Linked DNA regions of Homo sapiens: all the other regions are linked to region 4. The links are chromatin loops, found by intact Hi-C in ENCODE. Cell type or tissue: mammary epithelial cell. All regions are shown on one strand.

Region 1 (8,000 bases), 910 kb after region 4:
TTGTGAGAAATGTATCTCTTTTTTTTTCTTTTTGGGAACCTCTATGAATGATGTTATCCCACTCTGAAATGCTTATCAATGATCAGTGATAACAAGACAGGAGAGTTCCCTGGTTCCCCTCACAGGGCATGCAATCCCCTCACAGGGGTGCTGCCCTCTGTTCCACCGCCGTGAGCTCAAACCCCCCTTACGGGAGGGGGACCACACAGACGGGAAGGTGCAGGAGCTGGGGTGAGAGCTTTGGGCTCTGGCCCCACAGTAGCATCTGGGGTGGGTGCCTGCAACCCCAGTGTTACAATGCTCTTTTAGCTCTGCCTTGCAGACGGCTTAAGTGTTAACCAGCTCTGTGCCCCCTCTGCCTTTCTGCAAGGGCAGAGGGACAGTGTGACAACTTTCTGTATCCTGAGCTCTTGTCCAGCATCCTGGAAGAATTGGGTCACACAGGGACTTGAAGAGTGGAGAATGCGGGCGCTTTATTGAGTGGTGGAGGTGGCTCTCAGTAGGATGGATGGGGAGCTGGAAGGGGGATAGAGTGGGATCTTCTCCTAGAGTTTGGCCACCCAGCAGCTAAACTCCTCTCTGACCATCCACAGCCAAGCTCCTCTTGGCATTCAGAGACTCCTCCTCTTCTCTCTTTCTCTGTTGCATCATTTTGCTGTTTATCGGCTTGTCTCCTCATCTTCTCACCTGCTTCTGGAGCCTGGGGTTTGGCGTTTATAAGGGTATAGGATAGAAGGCATGGTGGGCCAAAAGGCAGCTTTTTGGGCACAAAAACAGGAATGCCTGTTCTCACTTAGGGCCACAGGTATTCAGGCTTGAGGGTGGAGCCTTTGCCAGCAACCCACCCTCTTCTATCCAGTATTTCCCTGTCTCCTGTCTGTATCAATGAGACCATGAGGATCATAAAAACCCTTACTTGCAGCTACCCTGACACCCCAAGGTACATCCTGAAATGCTGTTGCCTCCATACGGAGGGAAACGGGGGTGGGTGAACTGAGCAGGCAGGAAGGCAGCACTGACATAAAATCAAAGGCACCAGAGCTGAGCATCTCCTGCTCCCCTGGCTTGGATGCAGCAAGTAACAGAGGAAACCAGGGATCACACTTCGTATGGATCCAGCGGACTCCAGAAAGCCAGCTTTACACAGCATTACTGCTCTTGGTAGGGGGTGATTGCCACAAATTAGTTACACTGGGGAGATGGAAAATAAAATATTAATTTTCATTAATATCAGTTCTTTCAATATTTTTCATAACATGAAAAATACATGTTGTTTTTAATTATATTTCACTATTTTCAATACTTTCCCTAATTGTCATCCATAAATATTCAAGATTTTTCTTTGCAGAGAAAGAGGAGGTGTGGAGTCTATCCAAAAGCTAAACAAGTTGTTGGTTATTTTACAGACTGGCTCTTCAGGACGTCACTATGGACCAGTCAGGTGGGCTTCCAGGCCAACAGCATGGCAGGTAGCTCCCTGGAATGTCATGAAATCCAAAAGTCAGAATAAGGCGAGTTTAGCAGCAATCTGCAGAACACGTCCCCGCTTCATTGTGCCTGCGCCTCTGCTCCGCTGCCTCCACCAGCAATGGCACAGAAACTGCATCAGCAGCAAGGTGGGGTGCCTACTGTAGCTTCTGCAGGTGCAGACCAGGTGGAATTCCTGAGCTTCCAAGATTAAAACACACAAGCTGCTTCCAAGAATTCCATAGTGTTATTCAGACAGAGGAACATGGGAGATCCATGGTGAATATCTGTGTGGTCACATTTATTTTCTTCATTTTATCAAATGCCACGAACCCAGGCACTCCTGGGGCGGGGATGAGGGGAATGGATTCTCAGACTAAATGCCTGTTACCTCGAATTAAACATCTTGAATATTCTCAATCAAAAGTGAGAAGATGTCTTGTTCCTAAAGACTTTTTCAAATAAAAATAAGACTATTCCAAAAGTATAAGACTATTACTTAAGAAAAAAAAAAAAGCTCAAGAAAACAATCCACTTCTTAGAGGAAACTGGCGAAACACAATCATCAACTTCACGCTGTGACCTGCAGTGCTTCCCATGGCTCCCCCAGCTGTGCTCCTGTATTATAGACTGAATTGTCACTCGGCCATATGTAATTCTTGTTGCATTTAAAGGATGTGATTTTTGGCAAGGATGGGCACTCATGGCTTGAAGTGTGCTTGCAATATATCACTCTTCACCTCTGAAGCCTCGGAAACGTGGGGAGGCACTGAGCATATACTTAGGGCAATGGGAAATTATGAGAGATGAAAAATATAAAAGCTCTTGGAATTCACTGGAATTCATCAGAATGATCGAGACCCAGAAAGCAGACATTAGAAGAGGTGTTTCTGTGATGTGGCTTGAAGTATTTGCTTCTTTCCCCTAGAATCGTTTTATTATTAAACTCCAGGAAAAAAATGTTTAAAAAAATACTCAATAAGTAGACTTTGAGAGACTATTACATTACGACTCAACTTCTCTCCAAAAGTCCTGTGATGCTAAAATGTGCTTTTTCATGGTGTTTTACCACAGATTATTCACTTCAATAAGAACTTATCATCTAGTAACTGAATTGGCAAATATTTTTCTATGTCTTCCAGTCTATTTTTCTGCTTTTGCCACAATATTTTCAAGAGAAGCTAAGCATTATTTATTGTAACAGCAAACTCAAGAAACTCAGCAAATGCTTCATTTCCAATGAAGAGACACTTAGAATGTTACCAAGTATTACCCCGTGGAGTTCTGTAGACATATAAGTAGATTTCTGATTATCACAGAAAGGTACATTCATAAGAGTTCCTGAAAGACCTTCTTCAGCTAAATTCCTCATATTCCAAATGTCTGAATTACTATTCATTTGTTCCATGTGCAGTTTGTTTGAAAAGTGACTATTGTACCTATTTCTGGATATAATCTTCCTCATTCATGATGTTAAAGTAAGCTGAAATTTCAAATCGTTACACTCTCACAGGTGGAGGGTAAGTATTGGGATGACTGGAGAATGATGAAGACGGTTGGCATAGGCCAGCCATGTGATGGAGGGGTCTGAGAGATTTACGAATGATCAGGGGACAGGTCAGTGCCACTAGAGTCTGCTCACGTGGCAGCAAGACTTCTGATTAATTCAAAAGGCTCCACATCCCAAGAGAGAACTTAGCACCAGCTAAATGACCATCCAGATTCCTGGAGTGACCACCCAGCACTGATGTTGGAATCACATGTAGCCAAACCCATTTCTTTTGTCCTGGAAGTTCACTTGGAAAGTTCTCAAGACCTCTTTATACAGGAGAATGTGGGAGCTCCTTGTAAAACGAGTTGCTCTTTCTCCTCCTCACCTATGGGAGCCCAGTTCTGAGGGGCCGTGAGGGCTGTGTGAGTAATTCACGATGCTTCACTTCAGGACTTTCACCTGACTCATGTGAGGAGCTGATGGATTCTTGACCCCAGTTCAACCAGAGGCCCCGGGAGTACAGGCAAACTAGTAGGAAGAAACTTTAATTACAAAGGGAGATGACGTGGGTACAACAGAGGGGAAATCACAACACTCCCTAAGGATTTTAAGGGCAATCAACAAATGAATGAAAAAATCATGTTTGGTTTACCTAGTTCAGAAGAATTCCCTTCATCCACAGCTGTGAGAGGGGAGGTTGAACGCAGCCTTTCATGTCTCTTCAGGTTCCCTTGCAGCCTTGTGTGGAGGCACAAGTAAGACTACCAGCTACCCTTTGCTGAGCACGTTCACCCATTTAAACCCTACAGCAAGATGGAAATACACAGCCTTTCATCCGTGTGAAAGATGAAGACACTGAGACACAGGAGGCCAAGTACCTCACCTGGCGCCACTTTGGTAAGAAATGGCTGTAGGGCGTCCTGTTTCAAGCCTCCAGCTATAACCACCACATGAAATCCCTCAAACAAGACCCCAATTTCATGAGCACTTAAGTGTCATGCACTGTTGAAGGCGTTTTATAGAAATTACCTCATGAAATCCTCACAACACTGCTCTAAGTGAAGGTCGTTATCCCCAGCTTATAAAGAAATGGAGGCCTAGAGGGTGTGAGCGTCTGACCCGATTGAGGTCAGCTGAGTCCAAAGCTGATGTCCTTCGCAGCCCTTCTTCCTGCGGACTAGGAGGCTGGCCCTCCACACAAAATTTCTGCTTTAAAAACTAGGGATTTAATTGTCCAATGGGGGAAAAAATACAGAACACGCCACCTCACACCAGAAATGGGAAGCTGCCTTACAGTATGTGAGGCACTTTTATTGCCCTGGAAAGAGATCTGAAGGTGTAATTGATAGCGATACAATAGTTGTCTCAGGCTGCCATCTAGAGGCAGGTGCTGAAGCGACATCCTCCCCTCCATCCTGCCGCCTTTTCTCTGACCCTTGGGACACGGAAGCCACGGTTTGGGCTGAGGCAGAGCTGGACATTGGACAATTACCCAACATCGGGCAGATCTTTATTTCTTGCTTTTCCTTTGTTCCTTTATAATCTATGTGCCCAAGGTGACACGCCATGGTTTCACAGGCGCCCCAAAGCTAGAAAGGCAGTTTTTCATAAGGGGAACCCTTACCTGTCCCCAACTCCGCCACCAGCGCCACCCCCACGGAGCTTTGCTGAAAGTCCCCGCGTCCACCTGCCTTCTGTGCACACCTGGCTGCTGCTGATGCTGCCAACTCCTTATCTTGATGGCCTCCACCGAGTCGTACTTGTCCAGTTTGTTGGTGTGGTTGGTTATGCTGGTGTTGAGGGGGGTAGGCGAGACGGAGTGGACGACAGTCGCATTGTGGGATTGCTGTTGGTGCTGCTACTGTAGGTATAGACCAGCAGGCTGAGCCCCACGTGATCATGTGGAACACACTGAACCCTGGGGGGACAGGAGCAAAGTGGTACTGGCTCCCTTCCCCATCCCTTACTTCCCTTCCTGAACAATTCAGCCTTTGGGTGCAGAACAAGGCAGGCATGTGAGAAGGGCTGCCCTAGCTCAGGGGCCTCAGCTTGAGTAGCAGGGTGAGAAGCCTATCCACAGACAGGAGCAGCCCAGGGAGAGACGTGAAATGCTTGCTGGGCATCACTGCAATGGCAGGCAAGTCCACCTGGCTGCAAAGCAAAGCCTTCAGGGATCTCAGGACAAGGGGAAGGGCCTGTAGGATTTCCCCTGCACCCGAGGCCAGGGGTGTCTGCACATTAACCACTCCAGCCTCCTCCCCAGGGGTTTTCCAACCCACCTTCCCTGTGCTCGTGACCCCCGCCACCTGGAAGAGACTTTGTCCTGCCAGCGCCAGCCATGGGGTTTGATGTCAAAGGGTCACTCGGCCACTCTTCACTGAGTTCCCACCAGGCTTGGGTCTCCAGGGCTCTGCCTGAGTCCGTCCTGAACCTCATGTAACCCTGCAGTGGCCAAGAGGCCCCATGGGAAGCTGAGCCACAGGTCGGGAGATGCCATCAAGACCTCATCTGTGCTACTGGCAGAGGTTGACTATCCCTTTTTGTCCCTAAACCCTGAGCTTTTCCCTCTAAGTCATGCTCCTTGGCTGTTCTAGACACCATGTTCCAGGAACCCAGGACTTTGGAGCTGGATCTGCCCCCTTGGGTGCACAGACACTGTGAAGGGAGGCTGCCTTCTCTCTGACTCGCTGTCAGGCAGAACTCACAACACACTCCTGACCACTGAAGTCCCAGTGGGCAATGCAGTTCCCAGCACAGGCGCCCAATGTACTCAGCACTAAGGGTTGGATCATCCCAGACGACAGCACTAGAACATTCCACAAGCATCACCCACTCCCTGACAACCACCTCAACTTTTCACTTGCAGCTTAGTTGGTCAGTGGTTTCAGAATCTTTGGCCTTTTCTGACTCAGTCATGAAGCCTCTAGGGCTGGAGAACTCCCAACCTGGGACAACCGGATGAAGCATCCAGGGGGCATTCCACCAGCAGCCACTGGGACTTTAACTGTAACACTGAAGCTGTACTTAGATAAGCAAGAGCTGATTTCACACAAGTTCTTACTTCTCTGTACTTTAGCTGTTAGCACTCTCAGGGTCAATGCCTTGTACCGAAGGAAATACTTCCTGCTGCACTGATAACTCATGTTTCATTATAACATAGGGCAGATGCATGACGGTCTCCATATGCAGATACTGTGCCATTAGTCAAATGAATCATTCCAGCAGGTGCCTGGGAAAGGCTGGGACCAGCTGACATCTTTATGATGATTATATAGTCTTTGTGTCTCATGCAACTAAAAATAGCTCTCTAAGATGAAAAATTTGAATTGAAGCACATTTTCTGCATAGAGAAAAATAGTGCCCATTAAATCGTTTTTGAATCTGCTTGGTGTGGCGCTTTCTTTTCAACGTGGCTTTTTTTTTTTTTTTTTGCCATTATCGGCCAGTAAGCAGGGATGGAAACCATCCTGTTGGTTAAGCAAAGTCTGATTTTTCAATAAACAGAAGAAAGTCTACATTGTCTCCCTAAGCATCCTAGAGCAGCTTTGTCAGATAATCGCTTGTTTTTAACCTGTCAGTTCTAAAATAAAATCCATCCATTCTCTCATCTGCCTATTATGTTGATGTGTCAATAGCAGCAGCCTAAAGAGTTAAAACATCATTTCTGAAGATTATAGAGTAATTAAATTTTCTGTAAGTTTGATCAATATCAACGTGAGTTGGGTAATCAGTTGGCCTTGCTGGCTCTGACACACAGCAGCAGCATTTTAGGATGGAAATGGGGTATGTGTCATTTACCTGGTGCTCAAGGCCCTTGAAAAACTCCCACCTTTTAGCCCAGACAGGGTCAACCAGAGCATCTGTGTTGCTAACAGTAAGCCCCTCTTCTCCAAGTACAGTTGACACATAGGTGAGCACTTTCATGGCACACAGATGGCATCGACTGAAAAATCCAAATTTATTATGGAATTGAAGCAGAGAATGTGTTTTTCTTTTTTTCATCCAAGGTTGTAGAATGCCTCTAATATGTAGGTAAATCTTCATGCTCCATTAAAATTGAGTTCATTCCAGAGGACTAGAGACTTGGCACTGACCGTCATGGAGCTGCAATGCCAATGTACATAAATGCTTCAATTCTGTTTCACTCCAGTGATATTTCAACTAGGTATTATCTAGCCATCAATTATTGAATAACACATTTATAATTAACATACATGGCATTTGGGGTCCACGGAGTGTCTCCAGTCTCAATTTTGGCCACAAGACAAAGAAACAATTTATAAAAGATTAAAAAAAGAAATCATTAGAAAATATCAGAAAGTAAGTAGGTAAATAACTGACCTCCACATGTCCTCTCTCCTGAGTCCTGGATCTTGCTACAGATTCTTCTGGGAGAACAAAGAATATGGAGGGATGGTCACATTAATGCTTGTCTTTAAAAATACCTAAGTAGTTTTTATTTGTACATGACTTACAGTTCTAGAAGCTTATGACTAAAAGTTATAATATTAAGCCAGGTATTGAATATTTCTACTTCAGGTTTTATGCGTGTTTATTTGTACATCTGCTTTTGGTCAGGGATACCTTGAGGGAGGATGTAGGGAAGTTGCCCAGCACTGCCCCTCAGGCCAAAATCACAGCACTGGCCTCAGCCAAGTCCCCATGCTTGTGCTGGTTGCCTAGAAAAATGCACACTTCCGGCTGTGGAGCCCGGACTGTGCCTGCAGTGGTGGGCAGTGTTTCTGCCTCAGCTCTTTGGTTTTATCAAAGCCGGTGTTGTCCCATTTCCTGCAGAGATGGACTAATCCAGGAGAGCTCAAAGGAAGTCACCTGAACAAATAAAGTCCCTCTTCAAGAGCCTATGCATGCTCTTTGCCATCCCAAATACAAAACCCACAGGAAGCTGCCAGCAATGGGACATCTCCTATGTGTTTTAGCCCTCAAGCATAACACACCATACCGTGAGTCCAGAAATCTTTTTCTTTTGGAAGATGAGAATTGAAAATGGGTCATGAGCTGGGCTCGGTGGCACACACCAGTA
Region 2 (8,000 bases), 87 kb after region 4:
GCAGCACTCTTGAATGCTTTGCAGCTGAGACATTTCTTCTGCCAGATACCCTAAATCATCTCTCTCAAGCTCAAAGTTCCACAGATCTCTAGGGCAGGGGCAAAATTCTGCCAATCTCTTGTTAAAACATAGCAAGAGTCACCTTACTCCAGTTCCCAACAAGTTCTTCATATCCATCTGAGACCACCTCAGCCTGGATTTCATTGTCCATATCATTATCAGCATTTTGGCAAAGCCATTTGACAAGTCTCTAGGAAGTTCCAAACTTCTCCACATTTTCCTACCTTCTTCTGAGCCCTCAAAACTATTCTAATATCTGCCTGTTACCCAGTTCCAAAGTCGCTTTCGCTTTTTCATGTATCTTTAGAGCAGCATCCCACTGCTGGTACCAACTTACTGTATTAGTCTGTTCTCACACTCCTGATAACGACAAACCTGAGACTGGATAATTTATACAGAAAAAGAGGTTTAATAGACTCACAGTTCCATCTGGCTGGGGAGGCCTCACAAACGTGGCAGAAAGCAAGGAGGAGCAAGTCATGTCTTACTTACATGGATGGTGGAAGGCAAAGACAGAGTGAGAGCCAAGTGAAAGGGGTTTCCCCTTATAAAACCGTCAGAACTCATGAGACTTATTCACTACCATGAAAACAGTATGGGGGAAACCACCACCATGATTTAATTATCTCCCACTGGGTCCCACCCACAACACATGGGAATTATGGGAGCTACAATTCATGATGAGATTTGGGTGGGGTCACAGCCAAACCATATCAGAGAGGCTTCCATGAAGACCTCTGACATGTCCTGGAGACATGCCTTGATGGTTAACATTTAACTCTTTGTTACTTACACAAATTTTTGTATCAGGCTTGAATTTCTCCCCAGAAAATGGGTTTCTCCTTTCTATTGAATTGTCAGGCTGTTGCAGATTTTTCAAAAATGTATGTTCTGCTTCCTCTTGAATGCTTTGCCGCTTAGAAAATTTTTCTGCCAGGTACCCTAAGTCATCCATCTCAAGTTCAAAATTCCAAAGATCTCTAGGACAGGGGCAAAATGCTGCCAGTCTCTTTGCATAGCAACAGTGACCTTACTCCAGTTCCCAAAAAGTTATTATCTCCATCTGAGACCACCTTAGCCTGAACTTCATTGTTGATGTCACTATCAGATATTTGGTCAAAGCCATTCAACAAGTCTGTAGGAAGTTCCAAACTTTTCCACATCTTTCTGTCTTCTTCTGAGCCCTCCAAGTTGTTCCAACCTCTGCCTATTATCCAGTTCCAAAGTCACTACCACGTTTTGAGGTGTCTTTATAGCAGCACCTCACTGTCTGTGGTACAAATTTACTGTATTAGTCCGTTCTCACGCTGCTATGAAGAAATACCGGAGACTGGGTAATTTATAAAGAAAAGAGGTTTAATTGACTCACAGTTTCTCATGGCTGGGGAGGCCTCAGGAAACTTACAATCATGGTGAAGGCACCTCTTCACAGGACTGCAGGAGAGAGAATGAATGCCAGCAGGGGAAACACCAGATGCTTATAAAACTATAAGATCTCATGGGACTCCCTCATTATCATGAGAACAGCATAGGGGAACCCGCCCCCATGATCCAGTGACCTTCACCTAGTCCCACCCTTGACACATGGAGATTATTGCAATTCCAGGTAAGATTTAGGTAGCGACACAGCCAAACCATATCAACAGCCAACATTTTCCTGATGTTCAGACCCTAATATGGACAATAGGGACTATGTATTTCTTACCCACCAAAGGTGTGTTTTGAGAATCTCAAACCAAATTGGAGTAAAATTTTTTTATCCTCCAGGATATAATGAAGGGCAAAGTGTATAATGATATAATTGATATAGAAAAAGAAAGTAAGAAGAGATACTGGAGGGAAGGGAGAGGAAAAAAGGCAAACGTGGAACAATGAATTACAGAACAGGAAGAAGAAGAGAAAAGAAAGGCAAGAAAGGAGGTGAGTAGGTACCTGAGAATATGTTCATTTGGGTAGGAAATTGCTGGTGAACAGAAGGTTGATCTGGGAGCTAAGATGGCTGCAAACTTGTGAATTAAATTTAGAATGTGTTGAGTTGATGTAACAGTGCCATAGTTGTCTGCAGATGCTGTAAGAAAATATCATATATGGGTAGCTTAATCAGCAGGCGTTTGTTTCTCAAGGTCTGGGAGGCTGGGAATTCCAAGGTCAAGGTGCTAGCATATTTGATCCTGGTGAGGGCCCACTTCTTGTCCTGCAGATGGCCACCTTCTTGGTGTGTCCTCACATAGAGGAGAGACGAAGCTCTGGTGTCCCTTCCTCTGCTTATAAGGGCATTACTCATATTATAAAAGCCTCATCCCCCTCACCTCATCTAAATTTAATCACCTTCCAAAGGCTTTCTACCTCCAAATGGCATTGTCTTGAGGTTCAACATATGAATTTTCAGGGGGACACAAACATTCAATCCATTAAAAGTAACAGGACTTCCCAGAGTCAGTCCCTCCATTCCAGTTCAGAATGCAAAATGAGGAAAGCTTTTAGCCTGTCTTGGGCTATATACAAGGAAAACATTGTTTAAAATGTTTGTTTTTCCACACTTTACAACATTAAGAAGTTCTATCACAACCAACCATAAAATAAAGTTCTTTGACTTGACTCCTACTCTTTAAGGGTCTCAGGACCCTAAGTCTGTGCTCCACCCAACAATTTCATTATTGGGCATATGCCCAAAGGAATCATGACACATGTATGTGTCTGTTCATTGCAGCACTATTCACAATAGCAAAGACATGGAATCAACCTACATGCCCATCAGTGATAGACAGGATTTAAAAAAATGTGGTACATATACCATGGAGTATTATGCAGTCATAAAAAAGAACGAGATCATATCCTTTGCAGGAACATAGATGGAGCTGGGGCCATTATACTTAGAGAACTAATGCAGGAACAGAAAAGCAAAAACTGCATGTTTTCACGTATAAGTGGGAGCTAAATAATGAGAACACATGGACACATAGAGGGGAACAACACACACTGGGGTATTTTGGAGGGTGGAAGGTGGGAGAAGAGAGAGAATCAGGAAAAATGACTAATGGGTACTAGGCTTAAAACCTGGATAATGAAATAATCTGTACAACAAACCCCTCTGACACAAGTTTACCTATATAACAAATCAGCGCATGTATGCCTAACTTAAAATACAAGTTAAAAAATTTTGAATTACATACTTTCTTAAAATCTACAATAGGAACATTTAAAACATGAACCTTCAGACCCACAGAAGCTCTGGGACATTTTCTCTTGCCTCCGATGACTCTAAGAGTCCCCACTGCCTAAGTTCCTTTTAAAATGGAGTTTCCTTCATGCTCTGATGGCACCACCTGCTGGAACAAAAATGTCACCTAACACCAAGTGACATGGGCAATCATGCTTGGCACTCTTCTTCCAGAAAATGTTGACATCTAAAGTGACTTATGTTTTACCATCACCAAATTTAAGTTCAAAATTCCATGGGGCATATTAAATATAAATACTTAAGAATAAAGCATCTTACTTTAACAAATTAAATTTCATTCTATTGGCTTGGATGCCTTTTTGTTCAAATCAGCATTGTGAACTACGATAAACATCTAACCTGAACAAAGTTTAGTAATAAATAGCTGATGACATTTCCTGTGTGATTTTTATACATTATTTTCTCAAATGCTTTTACACAACATCTAGGAGGATAGACAAGCCATGGCACATGTCTGGTAAGGTTAGCAGTTCAAATCAGTAGATCAGTGAGTGTTATTACTTTTATTATTTCAACAAATTGTTGAATATATTAAACAAATTATCACAGTGGGTCAATTGGGTCAATAATATTCTTTTATGTTGGGGCCTAGGGAAACTTGGGCCAGAAATTGAAGACAGAGTGGAGCCAAAACTGAAGGGAAGCTGTTTATTAGACAAAATCAACTAGACATTGATGATGTCTCAGTCAGAGTTCTCCAGAGAAACAGAACCAATAGGATGTAGATAGGTAGGTAGATAGATCGATCAATAGACAGACAGAGATAGATTAATAGATTGATAGATCAATAGATTGATAAGTAGGTAGATAAGTAGATACATAGATTAATAGATTGATGGGTAGGAAGTAGATAGATGATAGATTGATAGATAAAGATAGATTAATAGATTGATAGATCATTAGATTGATATGTAGGTCAGTAAGTAGATAGATAGATACATAGATTGATAGGTAGGTAAGTAGATAGATAGACAGATAGAAAGGAAGAGAGTTACTTTGAAGAATAGGCTCACATGATTATGGAGGCTGAGAAGCCCAATAGTATGCAACCTGCAAGCTGGGGGCTCAGGAAAGTGAGTGGTGTAGTTCAAATCCAAACCCGAAGGCCCAGAACCCAGAAGTGCCAATATCTGAGGGAAAAAGATGGGTGTCCCAGGTGAAGAAGAGAGAGTAAATTTGCCTTTTCTCCACCTTTTTGATCTACTGGATTCCTCCAGGGACTGGATGATGCCTGCTCTTATGAATGACAGGTGAGAGTGGATCTTCCTTACTCAGTCCACTGATTCCAGTGCCCATCTCTTCCAGAGACACGTTCACAACCCAGAAATAAAGTTTACCAGTTTTCTGGGCATCTTTCAATCCAGTCAACTTGACACATAAATTTCACCATCACAGCTGATGACTAGAGAGTCACTCTCTCTCTCTCTTTCTCAGTTGCTGCTGCTTTCTTTCTCTCTTTCACACATACACATACTCAGAAACTCATACACACACTCATACATACTCACACATACTTAAACTCACACACACACTCAGAGCTCCGCACCATCTGAAGCTTAGATGGCAGCCCCTGAGGTGGTCTGTCCGTGGGCACAGGGAGAGCTGTCCTGGAGTGCCCTGCAGGAGGGCTCATGCTCATGACACCAGACCTCCAAAGAGGGGACCTGAACAGTTATCCTCACTGCCCACCTCTGCTAGAGCAGGAAGATAAGTTGGAGGATGTTATCTTGTTGTTTATAAACTGTTAATGAGTGAACAGTTCACAGCTCTGTAGTTGGCAGATGGCCGTCAGTATTTGTCATACCCTTTCAGAGCCTCAGTTCAAGATCAAGACCACACATTAATATACACATAGCAGGCCAGGCGCAGGGGCTCATGCCTGTAATCCTAGCACTTTGGGAGGCCAAGATGGGCGGATCATGAGGTCAGGAGATGGAGAACATACTGGCTAACATGGTGAAACCCCATCTCTACTAAAAATACAAAAAATTAGCCGGGCGTGGTGGCGGGTGCCTGTAGTCCCAGCTACTCGGGAGGCTGAGGCAGGAAAATGGCGTGAACCCGTGAGGCGGAGCTTGCAGTGAGCTGAGATCGCGCCACTGCACTCCAGCCTGGGCCACAGAGCGAGACTCCGTCTCAAAAAAAAAAAGAAAAAAAAATATATATATATACACACACACACATAGCAGTGATCCAGAAACCCCTGGTCTGCAACTAATAAATATGTAAGATGATAGATTAGTTAGCCTGATTTAATCATTTTATATTGTAAACTTATATAAAGCATTGCATCGTACCTCATAAATAAATATGAGTATTTGTCAATTAAAAATAAAAATTATAAAAATGAAGCAAATAAAAGCACTTTAGCATTTATTATCTTCTGAAAACATTTCCACCAATGCAAATTTTCTATTTTAAAATGAAGTTTTCTTTTCATTTCTCTTATTCTAACATTCTCCCTAACTACCCTTCTTCCCAATTGGCTTTCTTTTCATTCATTTTGAGATTATTTTCTTTCCACGAAAAAACAATTAGCAAATTCGGAGAGCTTTTGAATCTTACCTCAAGATCCACCATAGGATTGTGCTTTCTTTCCTGTTGGCTTTCACAGAGCTTGTGATGGAGCCACGCTGTGAGGCTGTTTATGCAGCCTGCCCCACTAATTTCCCTCTCACCGTCTGTAGTGAAGACCTTTATCTAACTTTAATACAGCAACACATGATGCTCCTCGATGAAACAGCTTCTTCCTTCAACATATGGTGTGTTCCTCTTCGTTGTCGAAGAATGCCTCCTAATTCTTCTTAGTACAAATTTCTCTTCATGTTTTCTGTACAGATAAACTAAATAGTACTATAACGCTCCTCCTAAGTAAACAGTATGCCACTGGATGATATTTCCAAATTGTATTGTGTATTTTCCTGATGTTTCTTATTTGCAGATTGTGACCAGGTATACTATAGCATCATTGAATGTTTTCATTTCACACTTTGGAGTTTGGACTTCTCAGCAATATTATTTCCTAGTCATTTATTAGAGTTTGATATTGGGATCTGCATACCAACATTTCCTTATATCTACCCACATACTCATCACTATGGAAACAGCTGCCCCAACATGGCATGATCCACTCCGATGTGTACGAATCCCATGACTCTGGCACTTCTTTGTAGGTGCTCCAGGAGAAACTCCTGGCAAAACAGAAGAAACATGAACAGCTGGAAAATACACAGTGAATACCCACATTCTTTATGGTTATATTAAGCAGAACATTATTTTAGACAGAACATACACTCAGCCTTTTAGACCTATGGGTTCCCTAAACCAGGTCAAAAATATGGGAAAAAGAAAAATAGATGGTTGCATCTGTACTCAATATGTACAGGCTATTTTCTTGTCATTATTCTCTAGACATCAAAATATAACAACTATTTGCATAGCATTTATATTGTGTTACATATTATCAGTAATCTAGAGAGGATTTAAAAGATATGAGAAAATGTGTCTTACACACATATTATATGCAAATATATATATGGGACTAAAGCATCTCTGTATTTTGGTATCCTTGAGATAACAGGGTTTATGTGTGTGTGTGTATGTGTGTGTGCACTCTCTATACTCAAGTGCATTGAACTCTATCTAGCTAAGTGATTCAGGGTGAGTTGATAAGCATCACTGAGTCTCTTTCCACATTTGTAAAGTGGGAATAGCAAAACTAACTTACAAAGATTGTTGTGAGAATTTAATATGACAAAAATATTGAAAGTATGTATGCCAGGTAAATAATCATCAACCCAGTCACATTTAGTTCTCAGTTACTTTTCTTTGCCTCCTTCTCTTCCTCCTTCATTATCTTCTCATTTTAAAATGTATTTTCCTCTCTGTTAGGCACCCTGCTGGCCAGTAAAGGACAATAATTTTGACTTCTGGATGTAAACCAGGAAGTTGCATGTTTAACAAGCATCTCTAGAGACACTGATACAATTGATCAGCTCTTTGCATTTTGAGGAGGTGGGGAACATGCTAACAACATCTGCAATGTGGATTATTAAAAGAAGATTTTCCCAGCTTTGGCTGTACACTGAAATCTCTAGGGTGTGTTTAAAAATCCTGTTGTCCAAGCACACACAAAAGCAAATAAATTAGAATCTCTCAGTATGGGATCCGGGTAGATATAGTTTTATAAGGAAATCCAACATAGTGCAAGGTTCCTAACTATTAATACAATTTTTAAAAGATATTAGCGATTCTCCAGCAGATTAGAATTGGGAAACCAATGATTTAAAACAACAGATTATATAACAAATAACAAGGAGAAAACACACAAATACTATGAAAGAGGCTGTCGTTTTTTGTAATAAACCATAATCTTAGAATAGTTTTAGGCTTAGAAAAAGATTGCAAAGACAATATAGAGGGTTCCTGTACACCCAAGCTCAGTTTTGCATACTGTTAATAATAACTATAAATTACATTACAGTATGTTACAATTATTACAACCAATATATAAGAATTAATAGCACATTCTTAACTCAAATTACTTCATGTAATTGTTTCCGTTGTTTTTGGCCTTTCCTTAGTTTTCGTCTTATGTCTTTTTCTCTCCCGGGATCCCATCCAGATATCACATTACGTTTAGTCCTCAGGCTCCTCTTGACTGTGATAGCATCTAGGATGTTGTTTTCTTTGTTTGGTT
Region 3 (8,000 bases), 500 kb after region 4:
GTAAACCTCCACCTAGATTTCACAGGATGTATGGAAACCTCGGGATGTCCAAGCAGAAATATGTTGGAAGGGTGGAGACTTTATGGAGAATCTCTACTAGGGCAGTGCAGAAGGGAACTGTGGGGTTGGAGTCCCCACAAAGAGTCCTCATTGGGACACTATGACATGGACCTGTGAGGATAGGGCTACTATCCTCCAGTACCCAGAATAGTAGATCCACTGACAGCTTGCACTGTACACCTGGAAAAGCCACAGGCACTCAATGCCAGCCTGTAAAATCAGCCATGGGGGCTGCACCCTGAAGAGCCAAGGGCATAGCTGCCAAAGGCCTTGGGAGCCCATCCCAGCATAACATGGGTATAAGACATGGAATCAACAAAGATTATTTTGGAGCTTTAAGATTTAATGACTGCCCTGCTGGGTTTCAGAATTGCGTGGGACCTGTGGCCCCTTTGTTTAGGCCAATTTCTTCCATTTGGAATGGGAACATTCACCCAATGCCTGTACTCCCTTTGTACGTTTAAAGAAACTAACTTGCTTTTCTATTTTACAGCCTCATAGGTGTAAGGGACTTGCCTTGTCTCTGATAACACTTTAGACCTGGACTTTTGAGTTAATGCTGGAATGAGTTAAGACTTTGGGGGGACTGCTGGAAAGGTATGATTGGTTTTAAAATGTGAGAACATGTGATTTGGGAGGGGCCAGAAGTAGAATGATATGGTTTGGCTTCGTGTCCCCAACCAAATTTCATCTCGGATTGTAATCCCCACACCACATGCTGTGGGTGGGGGCCTGGTGGGAGGTGACTTAATCATGGGGGCAGACTTCCCTCTTGCTTTTCTCATGATAATGAATGAGTTCTCAAAAGATCTCATGGTTAATTTGTGTGTGGGACTTCCCCGTTTGCTCTCTCTCCTACTGCCATGCAAGATGTGCTTTCTTCCCCTTCACCTTCTGCCTTGATGAGAAGTTTCCTGAGGCCTCCCCAGCCATGTAAAACTGAGTCAATTTAACGTCAGTTCTTTATAAATTGCCCAATCTCAGGTAGTGCTTTATAGCAGTGTAAAAATGAACTAATACAGGTTTTTTTAATCTGATTCATTTTTAGAACTTATTAGTCTGTTCTGAATTTCAATTTTTTTCTGGTTAATTCTTGGGTGGTGGTATGTTTCCAGTAGTTTATCCATTTCTTTTAGATGTTCTAGTTTTTGTTAACAGGGGTATTCATAATAGTCTCTGAGGGTTTTTTTTCCCCCCTGTGGCTTCAGTGGTAATGTCCTCTTTGTCATTTCTCATTGTATTTATTTGGACCTTATTTTTTTATTAATCTAGCTAGTAGTCTATTGATCTTGCTTATTCTTATGAAGAATAAACTTTTGGTTTTATTGATCTTCTGTATGGATTTTCACATCTCAATTTTGTTACATTCAGCTCTGATTTTGTTTATTTCTTCTGTTAATTTTGGGGTTGGCTTCCTCTTGTTTTTCTAGTTCCTCCAGGTATAATGTTAGATAATTAATTTAGGATCTTTCTAACTTCTTGATGTAGGCATTTAGCAGTATAAACTTTCCTCTTAACTTTGTCTTTGCTGTGTCCCAGTGATTCTGGTATATTACATTTTTGTTTTCATCAGATTCAAAGTTTTTTTTAAATTTATGTTTTAATTTCATTCTTTGCCTCAAAGTCATTCAAGATTGGGTTGTTTAATTCCTATATACTTATATGGTTTTGAGAAAGCTGCTCGGTATTAATTTCTATTATTATCGTGCCATAGTCTGAGAGTGTAGTTGGTATGATTGCACTTCTTTGAATTTTTTGAGAATTGCTTTATGGATGTATGTGTGGTCAGTCTTAGAGTATGTGTCATGTGCTGATGAGAAAACTGTATACCCTGTTGTTGTTGGGTGGAGTATTAGATAGATTTCTGTTTGGTCCGTTTGGTCAAGTGTCAAGTTTAGGTCCTGAATATTTTTGTTAGTTTTCTGCCTCAACAATCTGTCTAACATTGTCAGTGGGTATTGAAATCTCCCACTATTATTTAGTAGTTATCTAAGTCTCTTCAGAGATATCTAAGAACTTGTTCTATGAATCTGGATGCTCCAATGTTGAGTGCATATACATTTAGAATAGGTAGGTCTTCTTGTTGAAATAAATCCTTTATCATTAAATAATGCCCTTCTTTGTCCTTTTTGATTATTGTTGGTTTAAAATCTATTTTGCCTGAAATAAGAATAGCAGTTCCTGCTCTTTTTGGTTCTCCATTTGCTTGATAGATCTTTCTCTATCCTTTTACTTAGAGTTTATTGGTGTCACTGCATATCATATGGGTCTCTTGAAGACAGCACACAGGTGGATTGTTCTTTTCTATCCAACTTGCCACTCTGGGCCTTTTAAATAGTGCATTTAGCTGATTTACATTCAAGGTCAATATTGAAATGTAAGGATTTGATCTAGTCACTGTGTTGTTAACTGTCTGTTATGTAGACTTGATTGTAGAGTTGCTTCGTAGTGTCAGCAGACTATGTACTGAAGTGTGTTTTTGTGGTGGCCAGTATCCGTCTTTCATTCCCATGTTTAGCACTCCCTTAGGAACCTCTTGTAAGGCAGTTCTGGTGGTAAAAACTTCTGTAACATTCGTTTATCTAAAAAAAAAAATCTTTCTTTTGCTTATGAAGCTCAGTTTGTCTTGTTATAAAATTCTTGGTTGGAATTTCTTTTCTTTAAGGAGGCTGGATATAGGCTTCTAATCTCATCTGGCTAATAAGGGTTCTGCTGAAAATACGTTGTTAGCCTGATAGCATTCCCTTTTTATGTGGCCTGCCCCTTCTCTCTAGGTGCCTTTATAATTATTTTTTCTTTTGCATTGACCTTGGAGAATCTGATGACTACGTATCTTGGGGGTGGTCATCATGTATAGCGTCTCTCTGGGGGTTCTCTGAATTTCCTGAGTTTGCATGCCAACATTTCTAGCAAGGTTGGAGAAATTTTCGTGGCCAGTATCTTCAAATATGTTTCCAAGTTTCTTGCTCTCTCTCTATCTCCTTCAGGAATGCCAATGATTCATAAGTTTGTTCTCTTTACATAATCTCCTATTTCTCAGAGGTTTTGTTCATTTTTAAAAATTCTTTTTTTAAATTTTTTGTATGCCTGTGTTGATTTGAAGAAGTGATCTTCAAGTTCTGAGATTCTTTCCTCAGATTGGTCTATTCTATTAATGCTTCCATTTGCACTATGAAATTCCTGTAGTGGGTTTTTCATTTTCAGAAGTTTAGTTTGGTTCTTTCTTAAAATGGCTATGTTGTCTTTCAGCTCTTGCATCATTTTACTATTTTCCTTGGATTGGGTTTCAACCTTTTCCTGTATCTCATTGAGCTTCCTTGACATCCAGATTCTGGATTCTATGTCTGTCATTTCAGCCACTTAAATCTGGTTAAGAACCATTGCTGGGAAGCTAGTGTTATTTGGAGGTAAAAAGTCATTGTTGTTTTTAGAGTTGCCAGAATTCTTGTACTGTGTTTTTTGTTTGTTTTGTTTTGTTTTTCCCCTCATCCATATGGGCTGATGTTCTTTTAACCTTTAAAGTTGCTATCCTTTAAATGGGGCTCTTTGCTTTAATATTATTTGGTGCCCTCTAGGGCTTGGCTGTGGTATAAGCTGCATTTAGTTGATTGGTTTCATTTCTGAATCTTTTCAAGGGAGCAAGGTTCTGGTCAGCGCTCCCAGGCTGCCTGCTCCAACCCTGATGGGGGGCTGGGACCAGGCCTGTTTCTTTGTTCTCTGGCCCTTCAAGGTCAAGCACCTTCTGTGCTGGAGGGGCTGATGTGTTCTCAGTCTGTTGGCATAACATTCCAATGGGAGCTGCCAGCAAAAATGCTTCGGTGGGAAGGTAGTAGGGGGCCCATGGGAGAGCGCACTGTGGTTGGGGGGTATAGGAAAGCGCACATCAGTAGGGTGGCAGGGCAGCCGTGGGTGAGTGCACATTGGCAGAGAAGCATGGGGGTAGCAGGCATGTGTGCACCAACAGGGTGGTGGATGGGCTGTGCATGGTAGTGGAGCATTATAAGAAGGCTGCAAGTGCTCCTGCAGGGGAAGGCTGTAGATGAGTGCACACCAGCAGGGATCTGCCTGCCAAAGCGCTCTGAGGGGAAGGCAGGGGCTGCCAGTGAATGAACTATGGCACAGTAGCTTCTGTCAACTGTTTCAGCAGAGCAGCTGAGGCTGTGCTGAAAAGGGGTGTGGCCAGCTAGGGCTCTTGGGGGAGGCTGGCACACAAGGGATCTTCAGATCAGATTGGCCCCAATCTGTGGGAAGGGCAGCCCTGCTCTTTCCAGGTCTGGCCTCTAACAATGGCTAATGCCACCTACAGGACTATGGTGAGCCTCAGCCAGGAATGAGTCCCAGTGCTCAGCAACCTTGCGCACAGTTCCCACCTTTCTCCCCTTTCAGCCCCAGGGTCTGCATCCTCCCTCTGTCCATTCTCAATGCCTTCTTTCTGAGGATTTGTTCAGAGTGTACCTGTCTACTGGGTGGTTTAGTCTCTCCTGGTGGGAGATGCTCTTTCTGGCTGCGTCTAGTCGGCCATCTTCCAGAGATTATCCTTGAAGATACATGCTAATTATGACAGGTAAACAAAGGGTCTGTATGAAGGGCATTTCAGGGAGAGAAAGGTTTGAGATAATTTGGTATATTAAGTTGACGAAAAGGTTGACAAAATAGAGAAAACAGAATTTGATGTGCACAACTTAAAAAAGAAAATGTGGAACAGGCAATCTGAGTATGGAGTTAATATGATCTTTTCTCCTTTGGCTTTAGGACTTCATCTTTAATTACCTTTCTAACTCTATTTCCGTGGAAATTAGATAAAGGAAGAATTTCAATGACATCAAAAGACAATATTGATTATGGGGAAAAAGACCCTTGACTGGCAAATTTCTGCAGCCTAAGAGAACTAAATAAATGCCTGGCAAGATGCTAGAGCTATGGGCTTCCCAGAGTGTGGTGACTCTTGGTGCTGGCATGTTCTTACAGAGACCTTGGAAGCTGTAACTGTGGAATTGTAAGACATTTGGCTACTGTGCAACATGAGGCTTTTAGGCCAGCGAGGAACCTCCACTCATATATGAATCTCATCTCTCTGCACCTGAGCTCTTACATGAGTCAGGGGTAGAAAGCAGCCAAAAGAATGCCCACCTGACTGCTGAAACAGTTGCAGAGACTGATGCAAGAGCTCCCATAGGTCCCCTGATTCTATCTTGCTTGCTGTCAAGAATTATGAAGTCTCCGAAAATTTCCTCTACTTGCAAACTAAGAAGTTATCCTTTCACAGTTGTGTAGATGCTGGCAGAGGATATGAGAGTTCTAGGTTAGAGACAAAGAGATTCATTTTCATCAAGGCACAGCAGGAAGCATTACCTGCATATTCACACAGGTTTTGAATCCTCCAGCCCCCAAGGGGCATCACAGGTGGGTCTGGGTAGATGCTGTGCATGCAGAGGTGGAGAGTTTGTCTTACAGCTGATAAACCCAGAGCTCAGGAAACATCAATTTTTTAAATAATGGGCAGCAAGCAGATCTGCCCAACTTTTACATTATCTTATTACATTGGTGGCAAAACAACCCCATCTTCTGCTCCAGAGCTAGATACTGTCTCTGTCTATCAATTCTCTTTGCTAGATGTAGTAGTCTGCATCCAGTCATGAGATACAAATCATACCACCGTTAAAAAGGAGATGTTTAATAAAAAGAATTATTAAATTTGATTAAAGGCTAACTATACAACATAAGAAAACTCTATATGGTGCCCTAAGGCTAAGGGAGAGCACCCAAGGAAGAACAAACTCAGAAGGAGTTAGGCCTCACTGAAAAAGGCATAGTTTAACCAGCAGATAGTGGAGAAGTTTTCAGTGTTGCCAGGCTGGAGCTGGTCTGGAGTTGCTTTTGAAAATATCAGAATCCTCTCTGCCATGCAGGAGGGAGTGCAAATGAACAGCAATCTGCACAGGCAGGCAGTGGGATCCTGGGTGCTGGTGGAGGCAGAGAGCCTTCCAATACATGGATTTCACAAGGTGGTGGTGGTGGGAGGAGGGGTTTGCAGGAGGGACAGAAGGTGACATTCAGGTGCAGGTGGCCACATGGAGACTTGCAGAGGGAGTCCTGGCATCAGCACAGTCAGGAGGCCTTGGAATCAGGCAGATGTTGGGGGATTCTGGTTTCTTGGTCAAGATGGTTGTGGAAAGGTTATTACCAGGCCAAGTCTGCAGGATGCAGAAAGACCACATCCTAACTGTGGCTGTGGCAGACCCTCCTGAGGTCCTCACATCTACATCTTCACCTCGCTCCACACTGGAATTGTAGGAAGTCTTTTCCTCTTGCAGAGTCCCAAGTGTCTTCTACTAAAAGCCTCAGAATCACACTGGCTTTCAAGGAGAAAGGTTGAAAAGAATCCCATTGTTTATCCTAGAGCAACATTGCAGAGTGCATTGGAACCGCGTGGCCATCCATGGATAACCAGTGCGTCACACATCGTGCTTGACAAGACAGTCACAACAGAAGGTGTGTGTGCAAGACGTGCAGAAACTCCTTGGAGAGCTGTCTCTTCACACTCATGCTGTGGCTTCTGCCCTGTGTAAGCACAGTGGGTGCCAAGCATGGCTCGTGGTGATTCTGCACATCTTAATTTAGTTGGACCTAAGAATATCCTTCAGTGGGTATTACAAGTACATGGTGGCAGACCACAAAGAGATACAGATGCAATGCTAAGTCTTTTATCCTGAAGATGATCAAGGGTCAGTTTACTACAGTTCCCTAAGGAATAGTGGTTACTAGCTTAAGTGTGATGCTTTTTACAATTGAAAATGAAGTGTAGGTATAATACTAGCAAAGAGTAATAATATAATATCTTTTATTTCCACTATGTGCCAGGTAGTATATTTGGATTTTTGTTTCTTCGTTTTTGGTAGTTGGCCCTCACAGACACATGTAGCCATATTTTTGCAGAGAAGGAAATAGAGGCTCAGCAAGCAAGTCAGGAACTTTTCAGCATCACACAGTTAGGAAAAGAAGGAGATGGAAGCAGGGCATTCTCTGTGTCCTTCCACCTGAGCAGCTAACACTGATGGCCTTTCCACAGTGCAGGCTACATAAAGTGTGTACATTTCAAACTTTCAAAAAATAGAAGCAGGAAGAACGCAGAATGAAAATCGCTGGGGCTCTTGGCCTATGTTGATTAGTACCCCTGACTGTTGATCACTATTCCTTTCCATGTTTGCCTGGAAGATGGCCTGACAGCACCTGTCTACAGTACAGTATTGAGGCACACAGGACCTTGGAAATAAAAGGGAATATTACAAATACTGCAGAGACACAAGGATTAGTTGTTTGTTTGTTTAAGGTAAGCAGAGATGAGCAATTTGCTTTTCGGATTCCAAAAAAGATTTGTTCTCCTTCTTTAAAGCAGCAATTCACGCCAGAGACCTAAGTGAGCTGTCATTTTCTCTGAGTGTTTTCTTTTTTTCATAGGCACCAGTCTACATCTCCTGGCTGACTAACGCATCAAACAAAGCAGGCTTAGGTAAATTGAAAGAGAGAAGCTCTCCTGAGTCCAACTTATGTTTTTCTGGCAACAACTGAGCTCACTCGATTAATACTTAAGGAGAGCACTGCATTGAGGCACAAGTGCTAGCCCAGCCAGGGATGCTCTCAGCCATGGCTGCACACGACAATCATCAGAAAGCCCTTTCACACTGGGCAGGGTGTGCTGCTTTTTAAGTATTCCTTGGCGATTTTCACCTGCAGTCCAGGTTAGCCATTGTATAATTTGAACAGCACTGAAACTCAGGAAAAATTAACCTTCAGTATCTAATATAATCGGGTTTATTCAAGAGTATCCTTTTCTGTAAAATAGAAAATTAATAAATTATCTAGCTTTGAAATCAGGTTATCCTAAATAATAGACCTGCAATTTAAGGAATTCTGAGTTTTCCAAATTTCTTGATGACTAT
Region 4 (8,000 bases):
CCCAAAAAGCTAGGAAGGAAATGGGGACCTCAGTGCTACATCCACCTGGAAGTGATTTCTGCCAACAACCAGAATAAGCTTACAAGTGGATTCTCCACTGCTTCGAGGAAGGAACACAGCTCTGTAGACATCTTGATTTCAGACTTCTGAGACCAGGAGCACAAACATCAGCCAAGCTACCTAGATTTCTGCTCTATAAAATTAGGAAACAATAAATTTGTTGTTTTAAGCCTCCAAGTGTGTGGTAATCTGCCATGGCAGCAATAGTAAAACAGTTATAATACCTACATTTACTTCATTCTTCTTTTGTTACAGAGCAATTGGAATATCTAAGCAGTACAGTTCACCTTCTACTAAGCAACCTTATATTTTGGCTTAAAATGCAGCAGCAAGAAGGGGTATGCTTGGGAGTAGTAAATTTGCCTCAGAGACAATGGTTTTCTGAGTATAGGCAAGATTCTTCTGAACTAATCTTCTGAAGTCTTCAAAGTCAGTTACTTTTTTCAGAACAAAGAGCCAATATCAAGTTGTGCAAAACAATATGGGACCAGTGAAAACAAAACTAAAATAGTTGTGCTTAATTTAAGCAATATAATAAATACTCTTATTTTTAATTATATTTAAATAAGTATATCCCTATTTAGATATGTAAAAATAACAGTTTATGATTTATTAATTATAAATTTGCTTGTTTTGTAGATTTTAAAAAGATTTTTCAAGCTTTTGTATTGGTACGGTAACACAGGCTGTACTTATATTTTCCAAACATTCAAAAACCAAAATCTTTTCTACCATGTCAGAACACACATTTTAAAATTTAGCCCTAGCTTTCACTAAAGTCACTTGTTTTTATCTAGATCTCATGAATCCTGAATGTACCACTTTGGAAGTCTGACTTTTTTTTTCCTCTTAACAAAATATTTAGTGATTAGTTTCAGCATTTGTTCAGAGCTAACAACCTGCTTTCCGTTTAATGAATGAAAAAAATCAAAGACACTTCAACTTGTTCTCAGCATTGTTGAAAGAGATACATTTCTCACTGGATATAAAACATGGTTGTCAGAAAGCAATACAGGAATTTTCATGATCTGAACTTACGTAAACTAATAATAAAAATACTCCAGTGCTGATTGTAGAATCTTGAGTTTGTTCTTTCCTTCTCAATTCTTTGCAGCACACACCAAACAGCAAAGAATTTGGACTGTCTTTTGAGGCTGGAGAAAAACTAGTACATGCCCATGGGTATTGGTGTAGGAAGATTAAGATAGGCCATCTACAGGTGATTAAGATAGACCATTTACAGGTTACTATAAGAAGGTACTCTTGCCCTGAGTCACTAAGAAAATCTCAGGGCAAGAGTACCTGCTGCAATTGCTGTTTTTGTGGAAGTGAAAATATCTCAAGCACCTAAAATGGCAGAAAGAACACTAAAATGCATTTTAAAGTATTACAGGGTATGTTCTCTTTGGCTCTGGCTTTAATTTGAAAGCCATGGAGATCACAAAAATGAAAATCCGCACAGAAACAGATCATAAGCAACATTCTTCAATAGGCTCAATGACATCAAAACATATTACACATATTAATGTATCTATTAATATGAATGAAAGACTGGTGTTTGCATTTTTCCTGAAAGAAAAAGCAGCCAATACTTTGGAATAACAGAGTTGTATCACAATCTGTCAGAGTGAGAGGTTCCTGACTCAGCTCTGACTCTTCTCCCTGTAGGTCATCTCCCAACACAACAGCAGTAGTGGCCACTGCATAGAGCAGCAGAATAGACCAAGGCCAAAGACAGAGGCCCGGGTAGAGGGTAAAATGGTCTCCGCCCTTGTTTACCTAGGGCCATAGCTCAGCTGTAACTCAGCTGTATTGTCTCAGGAATGCGCCCACATTGACTTGCTACCACTGACAGCTCTTTGGGTTTCAAACGTTTGTAGTAAATAGTCTTTCTAATGTGAACTTGGACGTTCATAGAATAAGACACAATTTCTTAAAAAACTTAATGATAAGCACTCCCATATGGGATGACAATATTTTAAAAACTCGAATCTCATTTCAAGATGAAAGCCTGAAGATGCAGATTTGAGTCTTGACTCGCTAACTGAGGTTCTCATCCATGGAATGTTCCAGCATCGCATCTGTCTTCCTGTTACTGTATGGTTGCTTGCTCCCTAAGTGAATGCATTCCCTCTTAGACAGGAAGTCCTGGACTGAGAGAAGCTGTCTGGGGGACATGAGCTGTCACCACTTGTTTCCTCAGAGAGATTTGGCAGAAGAGGCGGCTGTGCCACCCGTTGTCCTCTGCCTGCTCCCCACTTCCTCCCCATTCTGCCTGGCAGCCCAGCAAAACCTCCCAGAGGAGGACTTCCGGAGGAGATGGAGGAATGTTCTTCCTGCAAGGGCAACATATGGCAGCCAAGCTCCCTGGTTAGAGCTTCCAACAACCTCTCGGTGCCCAGTTATGGGGGATTTCTTCAGGGCAAAACAGAAATGGCTAATTCAGAAATCTCTCTGTGCTTTTTTGCTGATTTTGTTACTTAAGTTGCTTTAATGGGTGTATGAAAGCAGAATCTAAAATTAATAAACAGACTTTTCCAAATCATTTCTTTTTAAAGTTATTCACCCGAAGCAATCAGGATGAAAGTATAAAGGAACTGCCAAGACGGGTTGACAAATGAAAGTTAAGAAAGAGAGAAGATCTGCTCAACTGTTTCTAGCTGGCTTTCTTTCCATGGATAACGGAACCCATGCAGTCAGCTGAGAGCAACGCCAAGATCAAGGCCCTGCAGGGCAAGGAAGAGAAGGAACACTAGGAGCACTGTGTTTACAGGGATCTAATTTTTCATTTTGAAGGGTTGCCACATCACTTTCCCAAGCTTTTTAGAGCATTGTGGGGCTTTAACAAGATGTGTATGCAAGGATTGGGTGAAATTCCAGTGCCCATGTTTCCCGGGGAGTCTGTAAGAGGCTCTCTCCATCCCCTTCTTACTCCTGCGTCCTGCAGAACACACACACAGTCACACATTCTTTCACCAAACATGGCCTCACTCTCACAAAACACTCACAAAAGTACACTGACAGTCACACAGGATCACAAACATGCACTAGAAATCTGAAACACACATATCCAACCTCTCTCTGTGACAAAAAGACACTATCCATACACACACACACACACGCTCGTCTGCTCTGCTGAGTCACCAGTCTTGGGTCTCAGCCTCAGCACGTGTGGGGCCTGCCCTGTGGGAAGCTGTTGAACACAGAGGGAAGGGGAGGTTGCACTGTCCACCTCCTCATTACCATAATGATTGCGTTCAGCATCCTTCATTAGCACACAGGAGCACTAAGGGTTGGAGAGGACGTGCGTCAGCTCTACACACACAGCTGCTCACATCACTTGACATGTGTATTTGCTGGGACACTTGGGAATGAAATGGCTTGTGCAATTTAGTCTCGTGTCAGTCTTCAGCTTTAAGTTTCAAGTGATCCTGCTCTTGCAATAAATACAATGGAGAAAGCAGCTTTTCTTCAAGGACATCTGAAAGCCACGTGAGTACCATTCTTTGATAAACATTCTCATTCCAACTGATGGAACGAAAAGCCAGGAACAGGGTCCCAGGGAGGCCAAAGGGGTTCTCAACTGGGAATGAGGAGCCATGCCTTCAGGACTCTGCTGCGCCCCAACAGCAGGCACAGGAGGCGCAGTCCCAGTCTTTCCCCCATCTTGCCTGCCTTTCCCCCACCTCGCCTGCCTTTCCCCTCTGGAGTGAATGGGGTGAGAGCTCTGCTCAAGCCTCAGCCTCCAGGACACTTCATCATACCAGCTGCCTCAGGCAAATTAAGCACAACAAATGCTGATCTGTTCAGGGCTCCTCCCTGTTTATTGCAAGACTGTGGTTCTCAAACTTGACCTTTTGGGACACTTACAATTACCCTTGACTTCTGATTCTCTCCATGATGATCTAATAATAGCTGAGTATGGATATTCTTTGTCAAGTGAGGTCTCTCCCTCCACATTTGCTTATGGAATCAAGTGACAGTCACCCCATGTTCACTCTGTGCAGATAGCAGGTGATGCCTCCAGTAGAACAGACAGGAAATAGACTAGCAGAGAGAAACTTGCAAGCCAGAGGGCAGCAGAGGCAGCACAGGGCAGAGCTGGACAGTGAGGAAACTGAACATCAGCTGCTGGAGCAGCTGCCGTGAGGGAGCTGGTGGGGTTCATCTCAAGATGCTATGCTGCTGGGGCCGACCATCAGTGGGAGGTCCGATGCTCACCCGGACATAACATGTCCTGTGCACGAGCCGCACTGGAGCTGATGTCCTTTGTTTTAACAAAAGACCAATATTTCAGCCAGAAAAACCAGAGCATGACATTCAAAGACACCAATCAGCAACTGGGGGAATTTGAGAAGATGAACTAAACTCCTGTAACCTCAGTTTTTCTGACTGTGCACCTCACATAAAATGTGATATGGCAAGTGACAGCGGTATTTGTCATGCTTCTATTAAAGGCTCAGGTTTGGGGGTATAATTTACATATCCTAATCAATGAATTAAATACCATAATTGTCTTAGAGCTTAATAAGCTGTCAAAAGTGTGACAAAGAAGTTATGAGTCTTTATTCTAGCCCGTTTATCTGATGCACAATTATACTGAATCTCTGGAAGTCATAAGCAAAGGACCTGTAGTAAGAGACACCTGATCACTTTCCTTCTTCTTTTGACACGGGCTTTGTGCCTGCAGACTCTTTTATGGCCATGGTTCTAAATGATGTCAAATTATGAACTGTCAGAGCTCATATGTTTTTCTGATAAATGTTGAACTTTAACTACCTTTATTACACGAACATAATCAAAAGTAATTGTGCATCTGTTTACTATGGTGAGGGGTAACTGTAGAGCCACAGCTCCATCACGTCATGTCTGCATGCTGAGCTCTCCAACACAGATCAGGCTTTACACACACATGGAATAAGTGAATGCTGAAGGAATGAAATCAACCGTACTCTTGTTATGCTTCACCATCAATTGGGCTCTCATCTGAAAATCACAGACTCCAGAGATCTGCTGGGCTAAACCTTCTGTTTCGTTTTGAGGAGGATGAAATCCGATGGATGGGGTCATCAACCAAGGCCATGGTATGACCAAATGTCTAGAAACCATGGCTGGGGGCCCTGGTGCCATCACATGAGCCAGTGTCTAGAAACCATGTCTGGAGGCCCTGGTACAGCACTCTGCCCCCACCGACTGCATCCTTCTGTGAGTCCTAGGATCTTGGAAAATGTAACTGAGGTAAAATAAGGAGACAAAGGAACCTGATTCTAAAACAACCAGAAATAGTGAAATTGTGTCCTGATCACCTCTCCTGGGTGCAGTAAACACTCCCTGCTCTTACAGCTCGAATGCCCAGCCAGCCTTAGATCTCCTCAGGCTGCCGGGCCTGGGACTGAGGTGGGGTTTTTCCCAAATGTTCCATCCTACTCAGGTGCTCCATGCCCTGGATGAGGAACGAGGGTGTTTGGACCCTGACAGAATGTCGGGACCCCAGCGCATCCTTCCCTGGAAGTGACACAAAGTGTCCCCTTAAGTCAGCACAGAGAAGACTTTTGTAAAAAAAAAAAAAAAAGAAATGAACCCATTGCGTATGGAATTAGTGGGTTCTTGGTCTCGCTGACTTCAAGAATGAAGCTGCGGACCCTCGCGGGTTTGTTACAGTTCTTAAAGAATGGTGTGTCCGTAATTTGTTCCTTCCTCCCGGTAGGTTCGTAGTCTTGCTCACTTCAGGAGTGAAGCTGCAGACCTTCCCGTGAGTGGTACAGTTCCTAAAGGTGGCACATCCAGAGTTGTTGCTTCCTCCTGTGTGGAATTGTCTGGAATTGTTCCTTCCAGCTGATGGGTTCGTAGTAAGGGTTCGTAGTCTGGCTGGCTTCAGGAGTGAAGCTGCAGACCTTAGCGGTGAGTGTTACAGCTCTTAAAGATGGCGCAAATTAGCCAGGCATTGTGGTGGGCGCCTGTAGTCCCAGCTACCGGAAAGACTGAAATAGGAGAACGGCGTGAACCTGGGAGGCGGAGCTTGCAGTTAGCCGAGACCACGCCACTGCACTCCAGCCTAAGAGACAGAACAAGAATCTGTCTCAAAAAAAAAAAAAAAAAAAAAAAGGTGGCACAGTCCCAAACAATAAGCAGCAGCCAGATTCACTGCAAAGAGCTAAACAACAACGTTTCCACAGAGCAGAGAGAGAACCCGAGCAAGCTGCAGCGGCCTGCTCTGGTGGCCTGCTTTTAGTCCCTTATTTGGCCCCACCCACATCCTGCTGATTGGTCCGCTTTACAGGCAGCTGATTGGTCCATTTTACAGAGAGCTGATTGGTCCGTTTTGACAGAGAGCTGATTGGTGCATTTACAAACCTTTAGCTAGACACAGAGTGCTGATTGGTGCGTTTACAATCCTTTAGTTAGACACAAAAGTTCTCCAAGTCCCCAACCGTCCCAGAAGCCCAGCCGGCATCATCTCTCACTGGCTCTCGCTGCGGAACTTGGCGGGCCGGGTAATCCGGCAGCCCAGAGGGAGCTAGTTCCAGACAATCAAGAGGAAAAGAGGGGAAGAGAGAAAGAGACGGAGATCGGCTATGGTGGCCAACAATCCCGCGAAGAGGGAACGGTGGTCCACGCAGGGATTCAGTCTCCGATCAAGCCCAGCAGGCGCCGGCCGGCCACGCCGAGTGCGGGGCTTGCAGAGCCGGAGCTCACCTGGAACCCAAGCGCTGGGCCGCGAGCGCCGCGCGCAGCGCCGGCTCCAGCCAGTGCCTTTCTCTTCACACCTCCCCGCCAGCAGAGGGAGCAGGCTCCGGCCTCCGCCAGCCCCAGAGAGAGGCCCTCATAGCGCAGCGGCGGGCTGAAGAGCTCCTTGAGCGCGGCCAGAGCGGACGCCGAGGCCGAGGACGCGCCCAGAGCCAGCAAGGGATGCTACCACGCTGTCACCTCTCACCGTGAGCCACAACTGCTGGTCCTGCGTTCACGGCTTTCCTTTGTCTTTCAGGTGGAGACGCGCTGACCTGCCCCAATACCTATTGTTGTTTGTTAAATTACTCCAAGATACTTATAGTTAACGGCAAACACCCATTTATAACCACAAATCATGTCAGATGTTCAGGACCAGCACAATCAATCAAGTAAACAGCACCCTCCTTGAGTATGTGGCAGGTGTGTGAGGATTTCATGAACCTGTCCTGCATTTCCAAATCCATCCTGAGGCCTCTCCCTGGACACAGGTCTGTGGATCAGCCTGTACTCGGGCAGTTTTACCTTCTATGTCTGTTTGTCACGGTCCTCTTGTCCTAGTGCTCATCACTGCACGTTCCCAGCTCCAGCAAGTGGCCACTCTTTTCCCTCCACAACCAAAGGCCCGACGGCCCAGCCCCCCGGTGGCAGGTGGCCCTTCCATGGCTGAGGTCACACACCCAGCATCGCATCCTGCCCTTCTCGGGGCCTCGGGCCCCTTCGACTCGTCTCCAGGGATTGCACTTGCTCCTGCTGCCCACGGAGGTTTCCTTCCTGTGATTCCACTCGGAGGGGGCGCTTTTCTTTGCTGGCTTCAACCATCACAGAGCTGCTTTGTGTTCGCCGGCAGCTGCCACGCTTCCCTGAAAAGGCGGCTTCTGTTCTGCTGGAGATGAGCTGATTTGCCTGGCAGCCAACTTAAACAAGGAGGTACTTTGAGACCATTTTTTTGGAATCTTTGTCTTTTTCTCTCGACATTCAGCTTCGTAGTTGTAAAACTCTAAATACTCGTGGGGTTTAACACAAGGCTCGGGGGTTTTGAGGATTCCAAAGTGATTCCTGTATACAGTTATGACCACAGAACAAATTCACAGGGGAGAACAGACCATTCATTGTGACATTTGACACCGGACAGCAGATGATACAGTGTCCCCCTTATCTGTAAAGAAGGCAAAGTTTTGTTTCTGGTTTCCGAATCCAGAAATTAATAGTTC

Evidence for each region. Peaks named below come from ENCODE experiments on the same cell type or tissue, not always from the same donor. Only the 100,000 strongest peaks of a DNase experiment are listed, where the experiment ranks them.
Region 1: a loop joins it to region 4, with 8 times the contacts of the local background. A loop is called at or near these places in 4 of 110 quality-filtered maps.
Region 2: a loop joins it to region 4, with 22 times the contacts of the local background. A loop is called at or near these places in 10 of 110 quality-filtered maps.
Region 3: it touches region 4 in a loop (32-fold over the local background); 3 of 110 quality-filtered maps call a loop at or near these places.

What each region holds. Positions count from the first base shown.
Region 1 is chr5:7,924,298-7,932,297 of GRCh38, reverse strand. It overlaps the pseudogene LOC100422730. Among named protein-coding and RNA genes, the nearest start is that of MTRR, 59 kb to the right of the region's middle. RefSeq lists an enhancer at 2,759-3,958. In mammary epithelial cell, a CTCF peak has its summit at 4,336 (motif pointing left); no DNase peak of the experiment used is centred here.
Region 2 is chr5:8,752,078-8,760,077 of GRCh38, reverse strand. LOC101929307 (a long non-coding RNA gene) reads left to right here. Exons shown (of 3, transcript XR_007058687.1): 3 at 1,828-3,674. Among named protein-coding and RNA genes, the nearest start is that of LINC02199, 84 kb to the left of the region's middle. In mammary epithelial cell, a CTCF peak has its summit at 3,383 (motif pointing left); no DNase peak of the experiment used is centred here.
Region 3 is chr5:8,336,571-8,344,570 of GRCh38, reverse strand. It overlaps LINC02226 (long intergenic non-protein coding RNA 2226), which reads left to right. Exons shown (of 6, transcript NR_039984.1): 4 at 7,276-7,390. Among named protein-coding and RNA genes, the nearest start is that of LINC02226, 120 kb to the left of the region's middle. In mammary epithelial cell, a CTCF peak has its summit at 3,616 (motif pointing left); no DNase peak of the experiment used is centred here.
Region 4 is chr5:8,839,270-8,847,269 of GRCh38, reverse strand. It overlaps LINC02199 (long intergenic non-protein coding RNA 2199), which reads right to left and starts at 7,538. Exons shown (of 3, transcript NR_109932.1): 1 at 7,312-7,538. It overlaps LOC101929307 (a long non-coding RNA gene), which reads left to right and starts at 2,779. Exons shown (of 3, transcript XR_007058687.1): 1 at 2,779-3,552. In mammary epithelial cell, a CTCF peak has its summit at 4,141; no DNase peak of the experiment used is centred here.